2 separate regions of the Mus musculus genome follow, and region 1 is linked to region 2. Evidence: chromatin loops called from intact Hi-C (ENCODE). Cell type or tissue: left cerebral cortex. All regions are shown on one strand. Each heading gives the region's core, and the rest is flanking DNA. Links, peaks and the distances in the headings are about the cores only. Region 1 overlaps Ms4a15 (membrane-spanning 4-domains, subfamily A, member 15). Region 2 holds the start of Pga5 (pepsinogen 5, group I).

Region 1 (8,578 bases), core at 377-8,376, 300 kb after region 2:
TGAATGAGTTGATTATTAAAATTCTCAAATTTTTATTTGTGTGTGTGTGTGTTGATGTGGGTGGCTGATATGAGTGTGTGATTGATGTGTGTCTGTGTGTCTGTCTGTGTGTCTGTGTGAGTGTGTGTAGGTCAGAGGACTTTGTGAAATTGATTCCTTCTTTCCACCTTTCCACAGTGCTGAGGTCTGAACGGATATTGTCAGGTTGTGCAGTAACTTTAGCTTCTGAGACACCTTTCTGGCCCCTCAAAGAATCTTTTAATTTTTTGAAAGTTAAAGTATCCACAATAGTGGTTACAATGACCCTGCCCTGGGCCTTGTGTCCCTCCTCAAACCAGCCATGGTCATCCTAAGTTCTTGCTTGACTTTGGTCTCTGGTGGTAAGCCAGACAGATGTATTGTCATCTGTGTAAGCATGGTAGTGTTTGTCTTAAAAGGTATGGTCACGTGACCACAAGTAACAGGAAGCCCTGATTGAGAGTGAAGTCCAGCCACCACCAAGCTTGCAGCGCATGTGACTTACAGAGAACTTATATCTAAGGCATGTTTGGATCTTGACCATGGACATGGTGAGATGAGAATGTGTAACTTCAAGCTGTCCAGTCTGTCTCATGCAGAACTAGATAACTACTGTGCTTTTTCTATCTTTTTCCTCTGGTTTTTAAAGACGGAGAATACACATTTAATTGTTAATATTTAATATACATATTAAAGTGTATGCAGCATATGCAGTTAGGTAAATTTGTATGTATATATGTGTATGTTGGTTTATTTGTGTGTATTATTCTCTATCTTACTTTTCTTTCTTTTTTAAAAAACGATTTTATTATTTAATATGTATAATTGTTTTTGTTTGTATGCATGTCTGTGCACCACATGCGTGCCTGGCACTCTCAGAGGCCAGAAGAGGGTGTCAGATCCCTTTGAGCTAGAGCTACTGACAATTGTAACTGCCATGTGGCAAGTGGGTGCTCGGGAGGAATCAAACCTTGGTCCTCTGGAAGAGCAGCCAGTACGCTTAACTACTGCTGAGCTGTCTCTCCAGTCTTCTTACTGTGTGTGTGTGTGTGTGTGTGTGTGTGTGTGTGTGTGTGTGTGTGAGACCACGTGTACACACACAGAGGCACGTGCACACACACAGAGGCACGTGCACACACTAAAGTTAGTGTTATTGACGATGCTCCAAAATGGAATTAACCTGGTTATCCATCAACAGGTAAATCAATTAAACTGATAGAATAAAACAAAAGGTTTATAGTATTGAAAATAATAAAATAAAAATATAAGATGTTACAGATAAATCTCTAACATTTCATTCAGTCAAAAGAGTCAGACACAAAGATACACACATACTATATAATTTCATTTGTGTGATGATTAAAAGCAGGCAGAGCTAGTGATGTTTAAAGAAATAAATAAGAGTCGAGCTTTTTAAAAAGCTTCCCACCTGCTCTGAGCAGAACTGACTCATTGTGGGAATAAGGCCAAGAATTTGTTTCCTTGCCCCACCCACCTTTGATTATTAAGTATAGTCAACAACTGTGGAATGACCAAATAGGGAGCTAAGTAAGAGCCCCTGGGAGTAGTGAGAGCGCCCCCTATAGTTCTCGCACTGAAGTGCCACCCTGTTTGTCATCAGTCAGAAACTCAACCTGATGAAAACTGAGGGGTAGGTAGCCTTGGGGTGTGATTAGGATTAGAAGGCTATGGGGATGAGGGCATAAATGAATCCTAGTACTTTATCAGAAACAGAGAAGAATCAGATTCGCATGCATGATTTTCCTGCCTTTTGTTGAGCAATGCTTTGTGCCACCTTTAGACTCTGCCTGGAGGACAGACTCACCACTGTACGTGAACGTTTGACCTTCAATCTCCAGAACAGCGAGGTAAATAAATCTCTCTCCTTTATTAAAGTTAGGATCCTTGGGTATTTGATAATAGATCGATGCTTCATCCTATGTAAAAACAGAACTCTCTGAGGTTAGGCAAGCTAGGGTTCTCCAACAGAAATTATTGAAGAAATATCTGCCATTATTTAGACTAGGTTTTCTCTCAGATTTTTTAAAAAAAGATTTATTTATTATTATATCTAAGTACACTGTAACTGTCTTCAGATGCACCAGAAGAGGGCATCAGATCTCATTACGGATGGTTGTGAGCCACTATGTGGTTGCTGGGATTTGAACTTCGGACCTTCGGAAGAGCAGTCATCGGTGCTCTTAACCACTGAGATATCTCTCCAGCCCTCTTCTCTCAGATTTTTATCCAGAACCTTTGCTCATTGTCCTGAAACAGAAATGCCTGTTCCCAGATGGTATTTTGAGATCTCTTATTCCTGTCTGTCTCAGCATAAACTTGGTTGTGGTTATTGTGGGTTCTGAGTACTCAGTCAAGATATGAACAGGTTGGAAGGGAATCATGGGAGATGACATCAAGGAACAGTGGGAAAAGCATGAAGCTAATGATGTAATGACGATCTAGATGGTTAGAAAACGGGCATCTGGGGGGCTGGAGAGATGGCTCAGCGGTTAAGAGCACTGACTGCTCTTCTGAAGATCCTGAGTTCAATTCCCAGCAACCACATAGTGGCTCACAACCATCCGTAACAAGATCTGGCGCCCTCTTCTGGAGTGTCTGAAGACAGCTACAGTGTATTTACATATAATAAATAAATCTTAAAAAAAAAAAAGAAAAGAAAAAGAAAAAAGAAAGGGGCATCCGAACCAGACTGAGGTGGGAGGCTGGGCAAATCTGGTAAGACTTTGACGTGCGTACAGTCAGCACATCTTGAATTCATTAGTATTTGTTAAAGCCTACTCGTGATTAATGTCAGCACTCGGCAAGCATGTATGTAAGTTCCGTGTATTGTGGAATCTCATTAGCGTTCTCCTCCGTCCACACGCCGAGTTCAGGCCTCTGAAGGCTTCCTTTGTTCTCTTACTTGCCCATCCTAACTTTCAACCCAAGGTCTCTCATGGAACCTGGGACTCACTGATTCAGATAGATTTGTTGGCCATGCAGGCCCATGGGTTCCTCCACTCTGTGCCTCTCCAGTGCTGGGACTACAGACCCGTGTCACTGTGCCCAGCTTCTCACTTGCATGCTGAGCACAGAGACTCAGGTTCCTAACCACGGAGTCATCTCCCCTGTCTCCACACAAGTTGATTTTCACATATGCAATTACCCATGTGATCATCATCGAATTCAAGGCATGGAGATGTCCCTAACTGTAAGAAGTTACCATATCCTGCCTGCTCTTAATGGGGGTACTTGCCTGAATCTCCGATTAACCATGATTAAGCCCTCAGAAGATCCCAAACTTAAAAAGCAAATGCCACCACATTGAGACCAACTTAAAATCTAAGCCACGCTGTTTATTTTTCTCCAAAGTATAGATGATACAAGCCATATGTCAGGGCCTGTGAACACTGGGCTGAAGTGGTGACTCTCAGGGGCACTCCTGCTTTTCAGGCAGGGTTGGGGGAGTATGGAGTGGTTCAGTCTCCTCTGCAGCCTCCTGTCCTAGTAGGTGGGCAGAGCCAGAGTCAATGCCAATCTTCTGTTACAAATAAGGAGAAGGAGGTTCCGGGGTGGAGAAGAGAAATGCAGGGCTTAGCCAAGAGGTGCTTTTTTTTGGTTTTCGAGACAGGGTTTCTCTGTGTAGCCCTGACTGTCCTGTCCTGGAACTCACTCTGTAGACCAGGCTGGCCTCAATCTCCCAAATGCTGGGATTAAAGGCGTGCGCCATCACGCCTTAGTCTTATGTGGTGTAGTTTAACACTCTAGTTTCCGGGTGGGAAAATGAAATCCCAAAGATGTAACAGCAGATGACAAAGGACAGAGCTGATCTTCGGAGCTAGGAGCCTGGAGGTCAAGCCTTGCTCTGAGCCTCTGAAATGCCAGTCTATTCTGGAACATTCTGAGTTCTCCGTGCTTAATGATCTTGAAGACAAACCTCCGAAACCTCTGCGAAGCCAAGATTTCCCACGATGAGCAGAGGACTGAGGAGGAGTGTACGGGACGTCTATGTCAGGTGACAGGGCTGAGAATGGGCACACCCTGGACACCAGCTTTATGCCTTTTTTGGAAAGACAGTATTGGAGGAACTAGGAAATGGATGGAACATGTCACTCAGTGACACAGTGCACATGGCTTGGAGAGTCTCGCTGGGAAACCGCTGCCTTAGAACGGACAAAGTGAGGGTGGAGAGGCTCTGGGTAAAGTGGGAAGCCTGGACTTCAACCTGCAGAACTTGTAATCTATTCTGATGACTCCTTGGGCATATATGCCACGTTGTCATAGGCAGGAGGTGGAGAGACTGCTGGGCTGGGGATGTTGAAATCCGTGCCAAAGGCATTGGGTAGGAAAATCACAGACTGCAAAGAAAAAAAAAAAAAAAAATCCCAAATTTTGGGTGGCTCTGCGGTCTTCGGGGAGCGTTGCAATAGTGCCACCCCGTGGGTATTCAGAGAACAGCAGCTCTCTCACACAAAAGCATCGTGTAACTGACATGTTAGCAAACATTTTCTAGGGTCAGTTATGAGCTAGGACTTGGACACACTGAAGCTAGCAAAGTAGACAAAACCTCATTTCCCCTAGGGGCTAGTGAGCTGATATTTCCTCTCTGGATAGTCTCTGCTGAACCCGGGGCTTCTATAGTTCTTGCCTGAACATGCTGCTCTCACAGTAGTAGTCACTCACTGGGCTCCTTTAATCTAGTTCATCCTCCTGCTCCAACTTTAAATGGCACCTGCCATCCTCTACATTCTCCTTCCAGGCAAGCCTCTGCGCTATCAGAACCCCCTCTTCCCACTCTCTTCCACCCGCCTCCTATTTTCCCCTGGAAAAATGAGCTTCCACTGAGACATGCTGTCTTTTCTGATGTGTCCATCTGTAGGCAGTCTGTGGGCTCCTCTGTGCAAGGTGCACGCCTCGCCCTCCCCAACCCTGTCCTCTGATTCCAGAAGAATTTCAGTTCTGCCTATAGTGTTGGCGCCCCCAGTGGCCACGGGTGAATAGTCCCATTTCAAAACTTGAGGTTCTCATCACAGCTCAGCCACAAAGGGGAAGTGGGAGGGGCTGCAGGAGTAACCTCTTCCTGGACAACAGGCAACCTCAGGGGCTCTGGACGTGGTGTGAGAATACTTACTGCGTTAGTTTGAGCACGGGTGGCTTGGCACCCAAAGTGGGTGGCAATGACAGCGATGAAGAACTCCAGGATGGTGAAGATGGTCAACACGGCAAGGTAGCCCCTGCCCACATCCTGAGAACCCAAACCCACAGTCAAGGCAAACAGAGCGTTTAAAAGTAAAGAGACCCCCTCCCCCCCCGGACCAAGAATAACTTTCCCAGGCAAGAGGCAGATGTGTGTACCTGGCTCCAGCCTTCCTGACTCCAGCCTTGGGCCTCACTCCTTCCATTCTACGGGGTCTCATCTCCCTTCCCCTGCCTTCCCCATCCGACGTGGGGTAGGGTCAAGGTGTCAGTACACTCATGAGGTCTACTGGAGCATCAGGCTCTGCAACTAGCCCAGGACTGCAGACTCTTGGGTCTTCCCTAGTCCTGGCTATAACCCTCATCTCTCTGGGTTTATCACCCCTTGGGACATCTGCCAACACACCCAGTTAGTGACACCAAAGTCCATGAGAAGAATGGCTGTCCCCGCGAAGGCTGCCATGGCACTGAGGATGTTGGTTCCCAGACTGCTCTTCAACTGTGGGAGGAAGAGGAGCAACAAGAAGAGGCAAAGAGGAGAAAGGACACTCACTGTGCCCAGTCTCCTGCACCCTCCTTCCCGGCCTAGGGGCTTGGGGCCATTAGCATTGGAGGAGGCTGGGTTTTCCTTTCCCCATTCTTTCTCTTCTCTTTCCCTGAGACCCCAAGAAAAGGCCCTGATGCCTCTCTCTGCTTCTTCCATCCTCTTGGGAGCTTCTGGGAAGGAGGCCTAACCCTCTTAGTGGCTTTCCTGGGACATGTTTGCAGCATGCATCTGCCACCTCCCTCCCAACCCCCAACTTGTCTTCCCTCAGGCCCAGGCCCATCTACCTTAACAACTTGGTGGCTATTCTCTTGGGGACCCTTCCTGCGACTGCCTCCTCTGAAAGTCTGTGAAGACTTTATCACTAGACTCTTACCATCTACCTTGGGTGGCATTTTGCAAGTGTCTCGTCTCCTCCTTCTGTATGTGGATGTTTAAATTCCTTCTGTGGACACTTAGAAAATCTCCAAGGAGTGCTTGTTGAATGGGCCAAATGAGTGAGCAGATGGGAGCGGGGTCCCGAGTGGCACCCAGGTAGGTGGGCACCATCCCTATCCCTGGCTCTCTGTGTCCATTCAGACTTACCAGGCAACTGGTGTGGTTCCTCTCAGCTGCTACGGAGAGGGACCCAGAGATGATAAACTGTGTGGGGAAGAGAGAGCCCAATGGGGTTTTGGCTGAGACACGTGCAGGGAGCATCATACCTAGGTCCCATCAAGAAGGTAACAGATAGAGGGGCATCAACTTCCTTGTCTGCATCTTGGCCAGGCATCTTGGATATAGTCCTAATCTTAGTGGTTCTGTAAGAGGCCCCTGTCCTTGGGCATGGTGGCACACGCCTTTAATCCCAGCACTTGGGAGGCAGAGGCAAGTGACTCTGTGAGTTCAAGGCCTGTCTGCTCTATGTAGTGAGTTCTAGGACAGCTAGGGCAACAAATAGAGACCCTGTCTCAACAAACAAACAAATAAACAACAACAACAAAAACAAACACAAAGAGGCCTCTCTCTGTCTTGAGACCTCAAGCCATGGTTTACTAGGTATGCATTTTCGTTGACGGTATATTACTGAAGTGTCATAGTACACTCACCTTTCCTTCTAATATTCACTTAACAAGTAGCAGTTGGGTGTCAAGAACATAAAATGAAGAGCTACTTCTCTCATATACACATGAGGGCATGTGCATGCCTCTCTCTCTCTCTCTCTCTCTCTCTCTCTCTCTCTCTCTGTATGTATGTGTGTATGCTTGTGCATGCATGCCTCTGTGTGTGTGTACTTGTGCATGCGTGCCTCTGTGCTAAGGTCAACCTTGAGTGTCATTCCTCCATAGGAACTGCCCACTTCGGTTTTGAGATACGACTTCTTATGTGGACTTGGGCTCACTGATTATGCCAGGTGGTTGACCAGTGAGTTGTGAGAAGGGCTGTCAGTCTCTTTTTCACCAGCCCAGGTGGGCTTTTGACAAGGGTGGTGGAGGTAAGGACTCAAGCCCTCACTCTTGCCGTGTAAGTTCATTACACACTGAACTCTCTCCCTGGCCCTGTGAAGTTTTAAGATAAAAGCTACATATGCCCCGCCTAGGCCGCAGGACCCTGTTGTCTCTCGAGAGACTGACAAACAGGCGTTTATTACCCCTCCTACCATGGGAATGGCACACATTTGTGACAGATTTTGAAGCAGGAGGGATTTTAAAGAACAGTGCTACCTTTGTTTCTTCCCAAGGCAGTGCCCACTTTAGACTCCTGCTGGCCAACATGTCCCTCCCTCTTGGGTCCACTATGGACCACTAGAAGCAGGGCTTAGAGCTTGTTCCCAGCCATTTAGCTGTAGCTGTGAAGTTTCAGCAATGTTGGTCTCTGACCTCCACTTTTAGGGGCTTCTGAGCTCTTGCTGAGACTGTCTGGGATATGCAGAGGGGACTCTACCGTCATGCACAGCAGAGCCTCAATGAAGACCCCGTTAAGCTCATCAGAAAGCCGGTGCTTCCTGGAGGTAGCTGGAGGCTCCCCATTCCCAGAGGCACTGGCCCCTTTGTAAGGCACAGACAGCAGGGCTATCTTGCAAACTCCCTCTCTTTGGGACCTCAGAGCAGACAAGGTAGCCCTGATTTGGTTTTCCAGTGATGTATGACCAGAAGAATGGACATTGGATAGGGAGACTCCCTACGGACCAGCTCAGGCAGGGCTGGAACCCACAGAGAGAAGCAGGGGTGGGGTGGGGGCTGGGTATGGTTGTGGGGTTAGGACTCAGGTAGCCCAGGTGTGATTAGGACACTGGCCTGCTTGCTCCTCACCCGTAGTTTCTGGTAGAATAGTGATGATAGCTATTACTCCCATATTAGTCTTGTGAGGGGTGAGTAAAACTCTGACATACGATAGGCTATGGATAGGAAAATGTCGGAAGTGGGACAGGGCGAGGTGACTTGGGCAAAGCCACTCCTTAGCCGAGGATGGCTACCCGCACTCACACAAGCTCCTCCCCAGAAGGGGACGCCACCTTCGATGAAGAGCATCCCCAGGTGGCCTCGCCGAACCATAAGCAGGACGCTGCCGAAGCCAAGGTGGATGAGACCGATCAGGATCTGCACCGTCTGTGGGAAGCAGAAAAGGCTCACGCCACTGACCTGGGACCACGAGCTCCACACCGCCCTCTGCTGTCCTGCAGACCTGGCTCTCCACAGCTCCTGGGGAATGAGCAGGAGGCTGAGGCCAGCCTTAAGGTAGAACCAGCTCTCCTCAGACTAGGAGGAGCTCCAGGCCACGGCTTTGTGACTGGTTGTCAAGGACAGCTCTGATTTGCTTTTCTGATTTTCTTAGTCTTGG
Region 2 (8,578 bases), core at 379-8,378:
CAGGCTCAGGCCAAAGGCCTGGGCCACAACCGTGAGGTCCCCAATCTGTGACGGAAGAGGGGCTCTGATAAGGCTCTGAAACCGGGGCTGTGGGATGACTGGGCTTGGGGTGGGAGAGCGGGTAGGGAGATGGTCTGACCCGCAAGGTATAACTGAGTCCTGGCCCTGCCGGAGGCTGCTTGGATGTGAATCCCAGGGAGGAGTGGGTGGGCAGCTCCCCTGTCGTCCATACTCCCGACATCATTTGAGTTTATACTGATGCTGAGAGTAACCAAAGGATCCCTCTTGAAGACGAGTGAGGGCAGGGCATCTCCTTCAGGGCGTTTCCATGGTTGTCTTTTCTGCACCCTTGGAAGGTGGGAGCCCAGGTGTTTAGGTTGTTTCAGTTCCGGTGTTTAGTTGAGCTTAGTTTTGTTTGTAAGACTGGGGTCACTAAGTGTCCTTAGCAGGCCTGGAACTTGCTGTGTGGACCAGGCTGGCTTTAAATTCACAGAGCTCTGTCTGCTTCTGCTTTCTAGAATGCTGGGATGAAAGAAAGGCCTGTGCCACCATGCCTGATTAAGCTACCAAGATTCTCAAGAAATATTCACACTGGGAAAAGTGTGTGTGTGTGTGTGTGTGTGTGTGTGTGTGTGTGTTGCACTCTCAGGGGTTTTGTTAATTCTCAAAAGCCTCCAAGGCCTCTCAGGTAACATGGCTCTCCTGAATCTGTGCTCAGCTTTTTCTGCTTGGGAGTTCGAAGCCCCTTGGCTGCCGTCAGAGGCCTAGACCACAGGCTGTCCCATTGTCTGGAACAATGTGGCATATACAAGTGGCTTATTTTTACACACCTCTTTCTCTTTGCTCCTGATAGGATCCTTTGGGGAAGGAGCTACAAATCTGAGCCTTGGGCACCTGTCGCTGCAAGGACTCACTTGTGGAAGACTCACAAGGGGTGAGGCCAGCTGGAGCAGGAGGGCCTTCCTCCCTGCTGAGCCTTGAGCCGTGTTCTCACCCAGAGCCAGCCTCGAGGCAGCCTCTGCTTCCCGACTTACCCTGACAGTGTCATAGGCAAGAAATCCGGACATCTCTCCTGAGCCATAGGCAACATTCACAGGTCGGCCTGAGACCAGGAAAGTGGAAGACCGAAGCGGGTTGAAGGCTTTGTGGTGAGCTGCAGGACACAGGCAGGGGGTGACCCTTAGGTGTGCTGGGATATGAGAGGTAACGAAAGGCAGGGCAGGGTGGGGTAGGTCGGATCAGAGTGCTCACCGCAGGCTGGGCTGGAGCAATAGATGGATGGTACCCACAGGACTGAAGATCCAGTATCCAAGACAACCCTGAACTCCTGAGGGGGCGTGCCAATGCTGATGATGCCAATGTAGACCAGCTGCAGGAAAGAGGGCTGTGGCTAGGGCTAGACTGACTGCCTTGTCTGTCCCCTGGCTTCTGGGGTGCCGGCCTCCAGAGTGCTGTCCACACTGCTAAGTTTCTGCTCAAGCCTTTTAGGAACACTCCATCCTCTCACATGTGAGGGTCCAGCCCAAGTGCCTCTTCTAGGTAGCCCCTGTGGGTCTCTCCAGGCCCCTGTGCTCTTTGCTTTCTACAAAGTCATAATAGTTACTATCAAGACCACTCAGCCAGTCTTTTCATTGGGCATGCGTTTACATCTCCCCCACCCACTGCCTTTTCCTCTCTCCTTTCCTCCCCCTTTTCTTTTTGATGGGTCTCACTATGTAGCTCAGGCTAGCCTCAAACTCATGATTCTCCTGCCTCAGTCTTCTGATTGCTTGAATTATAAGCATGCACTACCATGCCCAGTGGACACTTGTTCTTTGCCTGTTTCTCTGGGTTGGCTGTCAGAAGCTAGGCTTAGTCAGGTGTGGTGGCACACACCTATGGTACAAGCATTCAGGAGGTAGAGGCAGGTAGATCTCTGTGAGCTGGAGGCCAGCCTGCTCTACATAGCAAATTCCAGGACAGCTGCAGTTACATAGTGAGAACTGTCTTGAAAAAACCCAAAGCGGGGGAAAAAAACAAAAACAAACTAGACTCTGCTCATCAGACATGACAGCATCTTGCTGGCTGGCCCAGGTCCAGTCCATCTCAGAGCTCACTAGCTGTACATTGGTTGAAATCTGTGTCTGCCGGGTAGGGACTCCTCTACCTGAGACACCTAACATGACTTGTAATTGGATTTGCTGGCCTTGGGTTAGACACAGCTCACCCTTGCTTGGGGCCCAGGGATTCACCTCTGTGAAAAAGAACAAAAGTCTGGGTACTCAGTGACTTCCATGGCATAGAACAGGCTGTCTGTGTGGTAGTAACTGGCCATTGCTTGATTCAACCAGCCAGCGCAGCTCCAGATCGGGTAGTGGATAAGGAACAACGGGCGACACAGGTCCCTGTTCCTCACCCATTAAATGTTTTTTCTTTCATGTAAGTGTGTGTGTGTGTGTGTGTGTGTGGTGTATGTGTGTTGTGTATGTGCAGGTGCAAATAGAGGCCGGAGGAGGACACTGGACGTCCTGATCTGTAGCTCCACCTTATTCTTTTGAGATAGGATCTCTCACTGAGCATGGAGCCGGGCTGGCCGGCTACAAACCCCAGCTACTCTCCTGTTTCTGCTCCCACAGCTGAGGTCAGAGGTGTGTGTGGCTACACCCAGCTTGTATTTTATGCGAATGCTAGGGATTTGAACTACTCTTAACTGCTGAGCCATCTCAGTCCCTGCTCCCTACCCTTTCTGACTTTAGGAACCCCAGCCCTCATTCAGTATTCTTCAGAGGGGCCACAGGGCTGGGCAAGAGCCCTAAGGGGATGCTCGAGAGGCCCAGCTCCCGTCACACTCACGTCTAGGTAGTTCCTCATAGGCTCATAAGTTACGGCTGGGTTCCGGCGCTGCTCAAGAAGCACGTGGGCACGGCTTCGAGGGTACTTCTCCAGGTAATCCTTCAGCACTTGGCTTTCCCGCAGGTTTTCACGCATGGACTTAATCTTCATCAGAGGGATTCTTTAAACGAGCATCCAGAAGGAAATTAAGTGAGAGACAGCCAAGAGGCAACCAGAGGAACCACACCTTGCATTGTAATTGCGAGGTGAGTTTTCCAAAGAAGACAATTACTGGGAAGGGCCACCGAACACAATGAGAAGACAATGGCAGGGTTTCCAGTCCAGGCTCTGTTATTCGCTCTCGAGCAAGCCATGGGACCGTTCTGAACTGTTTAGCTTCCCTTTCTGTAAAGAAGATGGGACAATAACCCGCTTCAGGTTGACGGCTTGGGGTGAGGGTGGGGGTGATGGGTGATGGGTGGGGAACACTTGCTGTCTGTCCCAACACTCCTGCCAGTGTATTGTCCTTCTCAAAGTAGCCTGGAAGGAAGGATGGAAAATGAGACATTCTACCCCAACCCCACTTTCCTTGCCACTCAGCTCTGGTCACCATGATGGTTACCATCAAAGCTAGACCTATGAAATACCCCACCCACCCACCCACACACACACACACACGTTGACTTTCCTTATATATACAGGTTCTTATGCATCCTAGGCTGGCAAGAAACTTGATATATAACTGAGGATAACCTTACATTTTTTTTTATCATCTCGTCTCCACCTCCATTGCACGCAGGTGGAAACAGCCTTCAGACCTGCCTTGTTTCAATCAGAAGTGAGGAAGGAGAGAAAAAAGGGAAGTGTCAGGGAGTTAACGTGGCTAATGATGAGGTCTGAGCCCAAAGAGAGATAGAGGTCTGTGGACACTGAGACTCTCAGAGAGGTGGAGGAGGGATCTATAGGGATGGACGGATGGACAGACAGACAGACATTCTGAGAGAGACCTAAAAGACAGTGTAGCAGCTATACCCCTACAGATGCACAAGTTGTACACGTAAGGATTTTGGTAAGAGACACCCACACAGCCCATGATGTGACTTCTGCTGCTGCACACTAGCCCCAAGACTTCTGGGCCTTCCAGTGTTCTTGGCAAGCTATCACTGATGAATGGACACCTGGAGGTTATGAAGGCCACTGGGGATTTCATTTCCTCCTTCACCATGGGATGGGCAGGGGATGAGAGGGTCAGACAGTTTTACAGGAGAGAAAAAGAGGCCAGGAAGACCGCTGATAGCTGTCGGTTTGTACTTACTTGACCAAGCACTCTGAGAGGGCCACAAGCCCAAGGACCCAGAGCCACTTCATGATCCCTTCTCAGGCTTAAGGTGCTAGGGAGAAGTTCTGGGCCTGAAGCTGTGTGGAGAACTGCTTATTAAGTTCGTCTGGCCTGCTCTAATCAGACCCTGGAGGGCCACTAATGGGGCCTGATAAGAAATGCAAACTTGCCCTGATAACATCTTTACCCTCGTCAGGAGAGGAAAGGGCTAAAAATTCTCAGAATCTAGGGAGTTTTCGTGGCTGAGAAGGTAGCACCAAGTCACCTGATTTCACAGAGTGGAGAGACTCTTGCTATCTTGGTGATAAAGACACTGTGGATAAAGTGACAAAGGTAAGTGCCAGGTGCCTCTCTGCTGGTCAGATCCCACCAGCTCCTCACTGGCCTGTCCTCATTAGAGAGTGGGTTGCTGGCAGGAACAGAAGGCCGAGTCTGACAACCTGAGTTTGATAGCCAGGGCCAAGTTTAACCTCCATACACCTCTGTGGTAGAGGCACCCACCCACCCACATCAAACAAACAAACACATAAATACAACAGTAAATGTAAAATGTATCCATGATAAGTGGAAGACTTTTAAAAAGTTTATTTTTCTTTAAAAACCAAAAGAAGATAGGCAGCTAGTCCTTGCCTTCGTAGAGTGACCGAGGAGGCAAAGTGGGTTGTAGTCTGGGTGGCCATGGTGGGCATGATGCCATATTATCTTACCACAAGGGGGCAGTCTTGAGTCAGCTCTGACCTGCCAGTGCCAGGCTGGAAGGAAGCCAAGATGCCAAGTTGGCCACATTTTTGAGAGAAGTCAGAGCCTGGATTTTTTTTTTTTTTTATGTAAAATTCCTGCTCTTTAAATGTTAGCAGCTGGGGTATTATGATGCATGCACTTTGGTTTTCACACACTGTTCCTGGCTCCTAAGTTGCTCCCTGCAAATGAGAAGACACTTCATCCCAGAGTGTGCAACAGGGACACCATGAAGAATCTTGGACTCCTGTGGGGAGAAGAGTATTAGTCTGTATTTTATGCTGTAGTGCCAGTTTAAGGAGGTAAACATATGTATCCCAGGCCAAAGGCTCCCAGAGGTGTTTTTCTGACAAAATGCTTAGAAGAATATTTATTTGCTCGTCTGGATGGGCAGACAAATCAGGGTCCTATCAGGGGAGCTGTAATAGGGTGCTGGGGACAGCATACAATGACAGGGACTGCCTGCAGTAGGCAGAGATGGAGACATCTCAGAAACCCATAGCAGCTCCTTGTAGAAAAGGATGGCGTCTGGGACCCTGAGAAACAGGAGACACATCCCTCCAGGGGACCTGCTATCTGAAATAAGGGACTGCCTGAAGTAGGCTAGGATGGAGACATCTCAGTAGCCCATGGCAGCTCTTTGTAAAAAACAGTTGTTCCATTTCTTCTAACATTAGCCCTAGACAATGGCTATATAGATTTTATTTGTGTGTGACTGCTTTTCAGTTGACCTTGGTATGCATAATTATTCTATTATATCTGACTTTCTTACTTCTTTCTCCTTCTACTCTGGTGAATTCTGTGAAACTAGATGTTCCTTGATGTAATGATCCTTCTCCTCCTCCTCCTCCTCCTCCTCCTCCTCCTCCTCCTCCTCCTCCTCCTTCTTCTTCTTCTTCTTCTTCTTCTTCTTCTTCTTCTTCTTCTTCTTTTTCAAGACAGGGTTTCTCTGTATAGCCCTGGCTGTCCTCTTTGTAGACCAGGCTAGCCTTGAACTCAGAAATCTGTCTGCCTCTGCTTCCCAAGGGCTGGGATTAAAGGCATGCGCCACCACGCCCGGCTGATGTAATGATTCTTAAACAATTAAAAATTGAGGCATGGGACAGCACAGCACAGCACAGCTCAGTCCTAAGGGCCCAGGTGCATGCTGTGTGTGCTCATCTTGGAAACAATGCAGTAGCTACACAATGGTAGTTCCAGATCAATGCTTGATTTGCAAAGAAAGTTTGAAGAAATTATTAGAAAATGAAATAGAGCCAACACTGGGACCCCAAGAAAGGAAAAAAAATTATTAAAGTTATGAAATAAGTTTTATATGACATTTGAGAGTGGTTTCCTGGATAAGCAAGTATAGAATATGTAAAATCTTATATTAGTAAAACTAAGTCAAAACACTGGGACTCTTAGGAGAGTCATTGTGTGCAATGTGCAGAAGCAGAAAGCTAACGGAACTACTGAGTTAAGGGTTAACTTGACTCTTTCTGGTCACTGCCTGGCAGCTTTGCCTATGCCATTTATCATTAGAGCTTTAGAAGAAAATGCAAGTAGCTGGCCTTGGAGCTCTGAAGTATAATAAGTTAAAGTTTAAATAATGATACGTTTGTAATTATTATTATTTTGGCTATGGGCCTGGGAGTAGGGAAGCTTGAAACTTTGGGGAACAATTGTAATTCTTGATTCTTTGTGGGACATGGTTATGCTTTGAATTTGATATGGCAATGATTGTACAATGTCTTTTTTCTACCTGCTTTTGGAGTATCAATAAATGACTGGGGCAAGAGAAAGGCAAGAGAGCGAGTAGAGAGCGAGTGAGGAGTATGTGAGGTGAATGTGGAGAGTGAGTGAAGAATGAGAGAGAGAGAGAAAGAGAGAGAGAGAGAGAAAAAAGAGAGAGAGCATGAGAAGAGCATGTGAAGAGTGAGTGAAGAGAGAATGTGAGGCGTGCATGGAGAGAGTTTGTGTGAGTGAGAGTACATGTGGTGTGTGTGAGAGATGTGTGTGAGAGAGCGAAAGGGGAACACATAGAGGTGTGTATGAGTGTGAGAGTTCACAGATAAGAAAAGCACAGAGGAGAAAAGCAGAAAGCACAGGAGAATGCAGAGTGTGTGTAGCCTCAAACTGTGAGAGAATGAACGAGAGAGGAGAGCAGAGAAGAGAGAGAAACTTTAAGCCTTGAAAAATTGCCTCTCAGCTTGTATCCAAAAAGTAGTTTGTGTCTATTTATTATGTGCCTTCCAGATATCCCTGCTTCCAGTTGAGAACTCTGATCCTGTGTGAGGCTGCACCCCAACAACAGGGGCTCCTCGAGTAGGAACTTTAAGTCATCGCTTTGTCTCACCTGGAGTCCGCCTCAGTTTCCACAGCTGGGCTCAGCCCCTAGCACCACGCTCTAGATATCAGCCCACAGTTGCATGCTGCATTCTTTGGGCATCTCTCAACTGGATATAAGTCAGGGTTCCTGAGAGCCCTCCTTGAGTTTGGATCATTTGTTTGAGTGGCTCAGAGCTTGGGGGAACATTTCCAGTATGTTTGTTCACTCATTTGCTGTGGGGGCCAGGGGATGGTGGTGGAGAGATAGCTCAGCATAGGTTGCTTTTCTAGAGGTCCTGGGTTTAGTTCTGAGCAACCACATAGTGGCTCACAACTATCTGTAACAGGATGGGGGAGAGAGAGAGAGAGACAGAGACAGAGACAGACAGAGAGAGACAGAGAGACAGAGAAAGACAGAGAGTCAGAGAGAGTCAGAGAGACAGAGAAAGACACATATCCAGCCCCTTAACATACATTTAAAAAATTATATTTATGGGCTGGTGAGATGGCTCAGCGGTTAAGAACACTGACTGCTCTTCAGGGGGTCATGAGTTCAAATCCCAGCAACCACATGGTGGCTCACAACCATCTGTAATTGGAAACAAATAAAAAAAAATCTATGGGCCAGAATAAGAGGGAGAAGGGAAGGGGGAAAAAGAATAATAATAAATAAAAAATTACATTTATTTACTTATGTAGGTGGGGCAGTGTTGTGTGGAAGTCTCAGTACTTGTGGAAGCTTACTCTCTCTCGCCACCATGTGGGTCCTGGAGACAGACCGTGGACCGTCAGATTTAGCAGGAAATGCCTTTTCTTGCTGAGCCATCTTATATGTGTGCATGGATACACATGGGTAGATGCCAGAAGAGGGTGTTGCATCTCCCAAAGCTGAAGTTACAAGTGGCTGTGAGCCACTCAGTATTGATGCTGTGGTCTTTTGTAAGAGCAATAAGCACGATTAACCACTGAGCCATCTCTTCAGCTCCACCCACCCCAGACACTTTAAAAATGTATCTTTTACTATTATTTTATGTATATGGGTGTTTTGCTTACATGTATGTCTGTTTACCGTGTACATGCCTGGTGCCTATGGAAATAGGAGAATTGGAGTTACAGACGTCTGTGAGCCACCATGTGGGTGCTGGAGTTGAACCTGACTTCTCTACAAGAGCAGCCAGTGCTCTTAACCACTAAACCATCTGACGAGGCATAAAGGGAGACTTAGCTATAAAGTGTCTTAGGAGCCAGTAGCTGATATGAGCATATGCTAGAGCCCAATTTATAATTTGAATGATTAAAAACCACTTTGTTTTATTTGCAGTGCTGGGGATCAAGCCCAGCATGCTGTCAAGCACTGAGCTATTGGGCTACATTGTAGCC

What was found. A loop is a pair of places that touch in the nucleus more often than their neighbours do. Peaks named below come from ENCODE experiments on the same cell type or tissue, not always from the same donor. Only the 100,000 strongest peaks of a DNase experiment are listed, where the experiment ranks them.
Region 1: it touches region 2 in a loop (7-fold over the local background); 24 of 42 quality-filtered maps call a loop at or near these places.

Annotation. Positions count from the first base shown.
Region 1 is chr19:10,974,950-10,983,527 of GRCm38, forward strand. Ms4a15 (membrane-spanning 4-domains, subfamily A, member 15) reads right to left here. Exons shown (of 7, transcript NM_001034898.2): 3 at 8,224-8,346; 4 at 6,344-6,400; 5 at 5,621-5,713; 6 at 5,150-5,263; 7 at 3,358-4,376. The coding sequence ends at 4,260. Among named protein-coding and RNA genes, the nearest start is that of Ms4a10, 4.5 kb to the left of the region's middle. In left cerebral cortex, for the core only: CTCF peaks have their summits at 1,600, 2,674 (motif pointing left), 4,459 (motif pointing left) and 5,012; DNase peaks (open chromatin) are centred at 4,442, 4,991 and 8,342; H3K4me3 peaks cover 349 bases.
Region 2 is chr19:10,673,793-10,682,370 of GRCm38, forward strand. It overlaps Pga5 (pepsinogen 5, group I), which reads right to left and starts at 4,279. Exons shown (of 9, transcript NM_021453.4): 1 at 4,127-4,279; 2 at 2,833-2,992; 3 at 1,252-1,369; 4 at 1,035-1,153; 5 at 1-45. The coding sequence starts at 4,179. In left cerebral cortex, for the core only: a CTCF peak has its summit at 4,862 (motif pointing right); a DNase peak (open chromatin) is centred at 4,897.